Regions from separate parts of the Homo sapiens genome. Here region 2 is linked to region 1. Evidence: chromatin loops called from intact Hi-C (ENCODE). Cell type or tissue: Caco-2. All regions are shown on one strand. Each heading gives the region's core, and the rest is flanking DNA. Links, peaks and the distances in the headings are about the cores only.

What was found. A loop is a pair of places that touch in the nucleus more often than their neighbours do. Peaks named below come from ENCODE experiments on the same cell type or tissue, not always from the same donor. Only the 100,000 strongest peaks of a DNase experiment are listed, where the experiment ranks them.
Region 2: a loop joins it to region 1, with 6 times the contacts of the local background. A loop is called at or near these places in 3 of 110 quality-filtered maps.

What each region holds. Positions count from the first base shown.
Region 1 is chr2:32,275,611-32,280,968 of GRCh38, forward strand. It overlaps YIPF4 (Yip1 domain family member 4), which reads left to right and starts at 2,294. Exons shown (of 6, transcript NM_032312.4): 1 at 2,294-2,624. The coding sequence starts at 2,546. RefSeq lists an enhancer at 1,409-2,154 and a silencer at 2,392-2,501. In Caco-2, for the core only: no CTCF peak of the experiment used is centred there; DNase peaks (open chromatin) are centred at 2,261 and 2,611; H3K4me3 peaks cover 1,836 bases.
Region 2 is chr2:32,326,698-32,332,071 of GRCh38, forward strand. No RefSeq gene overlaps it. Among named protein-coding and RNA genes, the nearest start is that of BIRC6, 28 kb to the right of the region's middle. In Caco-2, for the core only: no CTCF peak of the experiment used is centred there; DNase peaks (open chromatin) are centred at 2,714 and 4,794.

The sequences.
Region 1 (5,358 bases), core at 359-5,358:
TGGGTGTTTCTCGTTAGGTGGAACGAGAGACTTGGAAAAGAAAAAGACACAGAGACAAAGTATAGAGAAAGAAATAAGGGAGCCCAGGGGACCAGCGTTCAGCATACGGAGGATCCTGCCAGCCTCTGAGTTCCCTTAGTATTTATTGATCATTCTTAGGTGTTTCTCAGAGACGGGGATGTGGCAGGGTCATAGGATAATAGTGGAGAGAAGGTCAGCAGATAAACACGTGAACAAAGGTCTCTGCATCATAGACAAGGTAAAGAATTAAGTGCTGTGCTTTAGATATGCATACACATAAATATCTCAATGCCTTACAGAGCAGTATTGTTGCCCGCATGGCCCACCTCCAGCCCTAAGGCAGTTTTCCCCTATCTCAGTAGATGGAACATACAATCGGGTTTTATACCAAGACATTCCATTGCCCAGGGATGGGCAGGAGACAGATGCCTTCCTCTTGTCTCAACTGCAAAGAGGCATGCCTTCCTCTTATACTAATCCTCCTCAGCACAGACCCTTTACGGGTGTCGGGTTGGAGGACGGTCAGGTCTTTCCCTTCCTACGAGGCCATATTTCAGACTATCACATGGGGAGAAACCTTGGACAACACCTGGCTTTCCTAGGCAGAGGTACCTGCGGCCTTCCGCAGTGTTTGTGTCCCTGGGTACTTGAGATTAGGGAGTGGTGATGACTCTTAAGGAGCATGCCGCCTTCCAGCATCTGTTTAACAAAGCACATCTAGCACAGCCCTTAATCCATTTAACCGTGAGTTGACACAGCACATGTTTCAGAGAGTTCGGGTTTGGGGCTAAGGTTATAGATTAACAGCATCTCAAGGCAGAAGAATTTGTCTTAGTACAGAACAAAATGGAGTCTCCTATGTCTACTTCTTCCTACACAGACACAGTAACAATCTGATCTCTCTTTCTTTTCCCCACAATCACCCATCAAATTGGCATGTTTTAAAAAATGGTTATATTCGGGCTGGGTGCAGTGGCTCACGCCGGTAATCTCAGCATTTTGGGAGGCCAAGGCAGGCAGACCACAAGGTCAGGAGATCGAGACCATCCTGACTAACATGGTGAAACCCCGTCTCTGCTAAAAATACAAAAAATTACCCAGGCGTGGTGGCAGGCACCTGTAGTCCCAGCTACTCGGGAGGCTGAGGCAGGAGAATCGCTTGAACCCTGGAGGCGGAGGTTGCAGTGAGCCGAGATCGCGCCACTGCACTCCATCCTGTCGACAGAATGAGACTCCGTCTCAAAAATAAATAAATAAATAAATAAATATTAGCCAAACATGGTGGCAGGGGGCTTGTAGTCCCAGCTACTTAGATAGCTGAGTTGGGAGGACTGCCTGAGCCCAGGAGTGTGAGGTTACAAGGAGCTATTACTGCACCACTGCACTCCAGCCTGGGTAACGGAGCGACCTTGTCTCTAAAACAAACAAAACCACTACATTTACTCATCCTTTAAGTACCAACATGTTACCTCCTGTGAGAAAATTTTCCAGAAATACCATTTAACACACTAATAGACATGTCTCTCGATTGCTCTATTGCTGATCAATTGTGTATTTCTCCAAGTTGGCCTCCTAATATACCCCAACCCCTCTTTCTTCAAGTTGGAAGCCACATTTATGTAGCTTGAATATTAAAGTTACGTATGTAAACATTTAAAAGCAGGTGAGTTTGTTAACTTCGGCAAGCTTATCAGTAGACAGGGCCTTCCAGTGAAAAGAGCACTTGACTAGAAATTAGGAGATTTAGGTACTGTCCTAAATCTGTTTCTACCTTACTTTCTCTGGCCTCAGTTTTCTCCCTCATAAAGGAATGTATCTACAGCCCTAGTCTCTGGGTGGCGATTTACGGCTTCTCTGCCTTTTATCTTCATTCTCCGATCCATCCCTCTTCATCTTACAGGTGAGGAAACTGCCATCCAGACATTACATATAACTTAGTCAAGATCCTACACTATTAATTAATGGCTAATGGCAAGGGAATCTTGAGATCCTGTACGGCGGCTGACCCATAAAATCTACCTAGTTCTAAAATTCTTTAACCCACCCACTTAACAAAAACGGAGGTAATAGGTAAACAAAACGCCAGGAAAGATCGCACTTAAAGGAACAAAAGCACCCAAGGAGGAAAAAGAGGCCTGAGATTTCCACGAATTACAAGTGAACTTCCTGTCCTGGGTAAACTTCCGGAATCAACAACAGGAAGACCCAATCAGAATCTTCCTCCGGGAGCCAATGGGAGAGCACATTACAAAGAGCCAATCCCAGCGCCGCTGTCACTGTTATGGTCCTGTCAGGGTGCCGGCGTCGTGGTGCTTGGGTGGTCGCCACCAAGAAGACTTTGGTGGGGTAGTCTCGGGGCAGCTCAGCGGCCCGCTGTGCCCGTTTCTGGCCTCGCTCGCAGCTTGCACGTCGAGACTCGTAGGCCGCACCGTAGGGCGAGCGTGCGGGTCGCCGCCGCGGCCGCCTCGGGGTCTGGGCCCAGCCGCAGCCTCTTCTACCGCGGCCGGTTGGGAGTCGCCGCGAGATGCAGCCTCCGGGCCCGCCCCCGGCCTATGCCCCCACTAACGGGGACTTCACCTTTGTCTCCTCAGCAGACGCGGAAGGTGAGGCTGAGCCCCTGGAAGGGCTATCACCCGGAGGAAGCCAGGGCCCGACGCCGTAGGGTCTTTCTGGTGCCGAGGTGGTCGTGGCCGGGTGGGGACAGGCAGGAAGCTGACTGGTGACTGCAGCCCACCACGCCTGCCGGGCCTTCCGAGAGGCCCCGAAGGACGGAGGGAGGGGTGTAGGGAGCTGCTTTTTAAAGCATCAAGTTACTCGGTCAGCCCTTGGTTTTCCCCATACCGTCTGGTGGCTGGTTTTTCTGGGTGGCTTAGTCTCTTCAATTGGACCCACAAAATCCTAAGCTTTTAGTTCTGGAATTACTCGCCCTTACTCAGAAAAAGGACAGATTGGCCAAGGGAGATCTCAAAGAATGAGAAAAAGGAAGGAGGGCTGTTTTCTTCTGTTATGTATCAACAGATAATTTTTTGGGGGGGGTCTGGGATCAGATTCGGCACTGCAAATACAAACTAAATGGTTTTTATTGAATTTGATGTCTTGCCCGAGTCCCCGTTTTCCTCGCATTTTGTAATGTTTCACCTCAGTATTCAGAGAAATTGACGCAGGTATATTGGAAGTTTAGTGTAAACCAACAATGTGTTTCCAGTAGCCTCTACAGATTTCCTTGTATTATTCTGAGGAAGCGATTGTGCTGGAGATATTTTCCTACAGCACAGGAGAATGTTTCCCTCCTATTCTCAGTTCCCTATCCAACTCATAACCTGGATATTATTCTGCTAGTCATTTTCAATTTTTTTTTTTTTCTTGAGCTCTGTCGCCCAGGCTGGAGTGCAGTGGCGCGATCTCGGCTCACTGCAAGCTCCGCCTCCCGGGTTCACGCCATTCTCCTGCCTCAGCCTCCCGAGTAGCTGGGGCTACAGGCACCCGCCACCACCCCCGACTAATTTTTTTTGTATTTTTAGTAGAGATGAGGTTTCACCGTGTTAGCCATGATGGTCTCTCGATCTCCTGACCTCGTGATCCGCCCGCCTCGGCCTCCCAAAGTGCTGGGATTACCGGCGTGAGCCACCGCGCCCCGGCCATTTTCAAATTTTTATTACACTTCGTGCACCAGTTATTTTCCAGTGACCAGACTTACTGGCTGCTATGAAATCATAAATTATGTTTACAGAAATTTCAGTCTGAGAAAGAACCTAGATTTTCCTTTTTTTTTTTTTTTTTTTTTGAGACTGAGTCTCGCTCTGTCGCCCAGGCTGGAGTGCAGTGATGCCATCTCGGCTCACTGCGAGCTCTGCCTCCCGGGTTCACGCCATTCTCTGGCCTCAGCCTCCCGTGTAGCTGGGACTACAGGCGCCCGCCACCACGCCCGGCTAATTTTTTTTTTTTTTGTATTTTTTTTTAGTAGAGACGGGGTTTCATAGTGTTAGCCAGGATGGTCTCGATCTCCTGACCTCGTGATCCGTCCGCCTCGGCCTCCCAAAGTGCTGGGATTACAGGCGTGAGCCACCGCGCCCGGCCGAAAGAACCTAGATTTTCCTAAGAAATTTTATGGTGTATCAGTATAGCTTGTTTTCCCTTTTGTTTTTCTTGTTGTGCTGTTTGGCATTGTTTTTTAAAAATAGTACTGGTCATAATTTAAAATGTACAATAAAATTTTTGTCTATCAAAGGGAACATAGCTGAGACATTTATTTTTTTTTCTCTTATGTTCTTTTTTTTTTTTTTTGAGGTGTGGTCTCACTCGGTTGCCAGGCTGGAGTGCAGTGGTTTGATCATAGCTTACTATAACCTCAAATTCCTGGGCTCCAGTGATCCTCCCGCTTCAGTCTCCTGAGTAGCTGGAGACCGTCTGGTGGCTGGTTTTTCTGGGTGGCTTATTCTCTTCAAGTGGACCCATGAAACCCTAAGGTCTGTGCCACCGTGCCCAGCTAATATATATATATATATTTTTTTTTTGAGGCGGAGTCTCACTTTGTCACCCAGGCTGGAGTGCAGTGGTGCAGTCTTGGCTCACTGCAAGCTCCGCTTCCCAGGTTCATGCTATTCTCCTGCCTCAGCCTCCCGAGTAGCTGGAACTACAGGTGCCAGCCACCACACCCAGCTAATTTTTTTGTATTTTTTTAGTAGAGACGGGGTTTCACTGTGTTAGCCAGGATGGTCTTGATCTCCTGATCTTGTGATCCGCCCAGGCTAATTTTTTTTTTTTTTGAGACAGAGTCTTGCTCTGTCGCCCAGGCTGGAGTGCAGTGGCGCAGTCTCAGCTCACTGCAAGCTCCGCCTCCCGGGTTCACGCCATTCTCTGCCTCAGCCTCCCGAGTAGCTAGGACTACAGGCGCCCGGCACCACGCGCGGCTAATTTTTTTTTTGTATTTTTAGTAGAGACGGGGTTTCACTGTGTTAGCCAGGATGGTCTCGATCTCCTGACCTCGTGATCTGCCTGCCTCGGCCTCCCAAAGTGCTGGGATTACAGGCGTGAGCCACCGCGCCCGGCCTAATTTTTGAACATTTTGTAGATCTCACTAGGTTGCCTAGGCTTGTCTCAGATTCTTGGCCTCCCAAATTGCTGGGATTACAGATGTGAGCTACCAGCCAAGCCGTAAATTTCTTTTAAACTGAGATACAGCACCCCAAAATATTTCAATTTGTTTCATCTACATTTGGTAGCATGGTGCTTAGGGAGGAATATCAACTTTAATTTCCCAGGTTTAAAAAAATTGTTTAAGTGTCAGAACATGATGTTTGTTCAAACTCATGTTTCCATGTATTTGTTTATTTTTTT
Region 2 (5,374 bases), core at 214-5,213, 51 kb after region 1:
CTAAATATCCTACAATGCTCAGGACAGCTCCCTACATCAAAGAACACTAAATGAACATATCTTCTAAAATTTCAAGCAGTGAAAGTACTACTAGGGATGGAATAATGCTTTTAGGCCTGTCTTTATACACAGTATTACCATCTAGCCTAGTGCCTGGTACATAATATCTATTTAATTTTTACTAATTTAATTAATGAATGAAGAATTGATGCTACTCTTAGGCTGGGCACGGTGGCTCACGCCTGTAATCCCAGCACTTTGGGAGGCCAAGGCAGGAGGATCACTTGAGGCCAGCAGTTTGAGACCAGCCTTGCCAACATGGCGAAACCTTGTCTCTACTAAAAAATACAAAAATTAGTTGGGCATGGTGGCACAAGACTGTATCCCAGCTACTCAGGAGGCTGAGGCAGGATAATCGCTTGAACCCGGGAGGTAGAGATTGCAGTGAGCCGAGATTGCGCCACTGCACTTCAGCCTGGGCAACAAAGCAAGATGCTGTCTCAAAAAAAAAAAAAGAATTAATGCTACTCTTATTTTATGAGTATTTTTATGTTTTTCCCTTCATTTATATGTACCCTAAAACTGTACCAGAATCTCCTACCTGCTACCTTTGTCTCAAAATATGGCAAGGGAAGAACCTAGAGATAGATTTTTGTATAAGAAAATACAGGCCAGAGTAGCTGGGATTACAGGCATGCACCACCACACCTGGCCTATTATATCTATTTTCTTTTTTGAGACAGAGTTTCGCTCTTGTTGCCCAGGCTGGAGTGCAATGGCGTGATCTCGGCTCACTGCAACCTCCACCCCCCGGGTTCAAGTGATTCTCCTGCCTCAGCCTCCCAAGTAGCTGGGATTACAGGTGTGCGCCACCACACCCAGGTACTTTTTGTATTTTTAGTAGAAACAGGGTTTCATCATATTGGTCAGGCTGGTCTCGAACTCCTGACCTCAGGTGATCCACCCCCCCTCGGCCTTCCAAAATGCTGGATTACAGGCATGAGCCACCGCGTCCGGCCTCTATTTTCCTTTCCTTTCTTTTTTTTTTTTTTTTTTTGAGATGGAGTCTGCTCTGTCACCCAGGCTGGAGTGCAGTGGTGCCATCTTGGCTCACTGCAACCTTGCCTCCTGGGTTCAAGCAATTCCATGCCTCAGCTTCCCAGAGTAGCTGGGATTACAGGTATGCACCACTACACCCGGCCTCTTATATCTATTTTCTTTTTTTTTGAGACTGAGTCTCACTCTGTTGGCCAGGCTGGAGTGCAGTGGTGCAGTCTTGGCTCACTGCAACCTCCACCTCCCTGGCTCAAGTGACCCTCCTGCCTCATCCTCCCAAGTAGCTGGGATTACAGGCATAAGCCACCATGCCCGACCTATTATATCTATTTTCAGTTAACTTGTCCTAATTTTTATTAGCTGTTTTAATCACACATAGTAAAAAATTAGCCAGTCTAGAAAGACATAATGAAATGCCACAGACCCCTCTTCATTCCTTCCGTACTCCTCACCCTAGTGCTGCTTGGGGGCAAGTCATTTTATTTTTATTTGCAGGTAGTCACTTTATAACTCTGAGTAATATTTCTATGTTAATTTGTTTTGTTTTGTTTTGTTTTGTTTTGGAGACAAGGTCTCTAACTCTTCACTCTGTTGCAGTAGTGTGATCATGGCTCACTGAAGCCTCGAACTCCTGGGCTCAAGAGAGCCTCCCACCTCAGCCTTCCCCGTAGCCAGAACTATAGATGCGTGCCATCACATCTGGCTAATTACAATTTTTTTTTTTTGTAAAAATGGAATCTTACTATGTTACCCAGTCTGGTTTCAAACTCCTGGCCTCGAGTCATCCTCCTGGCTCAGCCTCCCAAAGCACTGGGATTATAACTGTGAGCCACCACACCCAGCCTCCTATGTTAATATTTCTCCATGCATCAATTTTAGTCCTGTATTTACTCCTACCATTGGATGGTAAGGATTTAACTACCTAGGCCACTCTCTGTCCTCCCCAGTTTATTTTATTATTTATTTATTTATTTATTTATTTTGAGATGGAGTCTGGCACTGTCACCTGGGCTGGAGTGCAATGGTGAAATCTCAGCTCACTGCAACCTCCACCTCCCAGGTTCAAGTGATTCTCCCACCTCACCCTCCCAAGTAGCTGGGATTGCAGGTGCCCACCACCACACCCAGCTAATTTTTTGTATGTTTAGTAGAGATGGGGTTTCACTATGTTTGCCAGGCTGGTCTCAAACTCCTGACCTTGTGATCCACCCACCTCTGTCTCCCAAAGTGCTGGGATTACAGGCATAAGCCACCATGCCCGGCCTCCCCATTTTTAATAGTTATATTATCCTTAGGTATAATACTGAAAATTTTTATGACTTAAAATAAGATACTTAAACTCCTGCTTCTTGCTCATCAACTTTACAGCAGCTCTTGTCTACCCAGTATATAAGATAAAGCCATTATCACTCCCTCCTTTCATTCTCTCCTCTTCTTCTTCCACCCAACCTCTGTCAGCTTCACTTTTGCTTTCTGTCTTTTCGTTTTATAACTTCAAGGTTAATGACAGCTACACCCTGTTCTGTAACTGTAAATAAATAGTCAGTGTTTTGTCTATAACTGATTCTAAACTTTGAACAGCAGTAAGCAGCATTTGCTTTACTATCACTATGTAAATATTACTCAAGGCAGACACGGGAGGCACACCAGGACATTTCCTCCTTCAGGGTCCACTTTTTGACACTGCTGTCACCTAAAAGAGAATATATCTTTCCTTAAATCCTATCAATGTTAATAAAAAATGAATCCAGGAGGCCGGGCACGGTAGCTCACACCCGTAATCCCAGCACTTTGGGAGGCCGAGGTGGGCGGATCACCTGAGGTCAGGAGTCCGAGACCAGCCTGACCAACATGGAGAAACCCCATATCTACTAAAAATACAAAATTAGCTGGGCTTGGGTGGTCCATGCCTGTAATCCCAGCTACTCAGGAGGCTGAGGCAGGAGAATCGCTTGAACCTGGGACGCGGAGATTGCAGTGAGCTGAGATCATGCCATTGCACTCCAGCCTGGGCAACAAGAGTGAAACTCCATCTCAAAAAAAAAAAAAAAAAAGAAGAATCCAGGGTTGGGAGTGGTGGCTCACGCCTATAATCCCAGCACTTTGGGAGGCCAGGGCAGGCGGATCACCTGAAGTCAGGAGTTTGAGACCAGCCTGGCCAACATGGTGAAACCCTGTCTCTTCCAAAAATACAAAAATTAGCTGGGCGTGGTAGTGCACACCTGCAGTCCCAGCTACTCGGGAGGCTGAGGCAAGAGACTCACTTGAACCCAGAAGGCAGAGGGTGCAGTGAGCTGAGACTGTGCCATTGCACTCCAGCCTGGGCGAGAGTGAGACTTTGTCTCAAAACAAAACAAAACAAAAACGTGAAGCCAGATCTTAGTTTGCTTCATATCTGGACTGTGGCATTCTTGTGAATTTTTTGGCTTTTCCTATAAATGTTAATCGCCTTTTTTTCCCTGCTGAAAAGAAGAAATATGTGCCTCCTTTATCCATCTGCAACATGAAATCCATTCCATTCTCATTCTTGATTACATGCTCCTTGGAGTCCACTGACAATCTATGCACACAGATTGCTTTCCAGCTCTGCCACATCTTGACATTCCTCTTCACTGCATTCTTGGTTGGTTGCCGTGTTTCTTGAATCCCATGTCTTCATCCTTCCTGATTTTTGCCTGAACACATCAATATGTTTTTACAAGGATTTCTTGTTTTCTATTTTAGAACATGTCCTTGATTCTCTTTACTGAAAAAAAATTATGTGATGTCCACCCATGTGAATTTCTTCTACTTTAATGTTCTCCCCTTGTGAACTTATCTTCCAACTTCCTAGATTTCTTAGAAGAGAAGCACCAGTATTTTTCTTTAAAGGGTAGGCATAGCTGGGCACAGTGGCTCACTCCTGTGATCCTAGCACTTTCAGAGGCCAAGGCAGACGGATTAATTGAGGTCAGGAGTTCGAGACCAGCCTGGCCAACATGGTGAAACCCCATGTCTACTAAAAATACAAGAACTAGCCAAGCGTGGCAGCGCATGCCTGTAGTCCCAGCTACTCAGGAGGCTAGGGGCAGGAGAATCGCTTGAACTGGGAGACAGAAGTTGCAGTGAGCTGAGATTGCACCACTGCACTCCAGCCTGGGCAACAGAGTGACCCACCATGCCCGGCCCTTGGTAATGTTTTAACCATCTACATAGGAAGTTAGCCTCCAAGGTGTTAGGCAAAAATCCAATCTTTAGAAACTGAGGCACAGACAGGCATAGTGGCTCACACCTATAATCCCAGTACTTTGGGAAGCCAAGGCGGGCGGATCACGGGGTCCAGAGATCGAGACCATCCTGGCTAACATGGTGAAACCCCGTCGCTACTAAAAAAATATAAAAAATTAGCCAGGCGTTGTGGCGGGCGCCTGTGGTCCCAGCTACTCGGGAAGCTGAGGCAGGAGAATGGCGTGAACCCGGGAGGCGGGGCTTGAAGTGAGCCAAAATCTCTGCCACTGCACTCCAGCCTGGGCGACAGAGCGAGACCCAGTCTCAAAAAAGAAAAAAAAAAAGAAGATAAAATAGAGGGAAAAAAAGATTCAAGGAAAGAAAGAAATTGAGTCACTGGAATAGAAACTCAGTTCCTGAAGGAAGGTTAAACCAGATGCTGAGAAACTTAGAACAAAGGTCAAGTCAGGACAAACAGTAAAGCCAGAAGGCTCCTGAATTAGAGCTCTGCATACTTTATCAGCCTGGGGCCAAGGTTGGGATCAGAGCGAAGGGCAGGCCAGGGTCACTGGAGGGCGATTAGAATAACCTCAATTAGAACATGAGGCCTAGGTAGAATGTTTCACTATATATATATAATTTTTCTCTGAAATCCTACTGACTGTACCAGTCAGAGTTTGGTGCAAGAAACAGAAACCACTGGAAGTATTTTAAGCATGAAGGAATTTATTGCAGAGATGTATGCACTTAGAAAATCTTTGAAAGGGCCAAAGGAATAGATTCTAGGCAGGGCCTTTAGGAGTGAAACCTAGAACAGTACTGAACCTGGCCGGGCGCGGTGGCTCACGCCTGTAATCCCAGCACTTTGGGAGGCTGAGGCGGGTGGATCACCTTAGGTCAGGAGTTTGAGACCAGCCTGGCCAAGATGGTGAAACCCCGTCTTAACTAAAAATACAAAAAATTAGCTGGGCATGGTGGCAGGCACCTGTAATCCCAGCTGCTCGGGAGGCTGAGGCAGAGAATTGCTTGAACCCAGCAGGTGGAGGTTGCAGTGAGCCGAGATAGCGCCACTGCACTCCAGCCTGGGCGACAGAGCGAGACTCCATCTCAA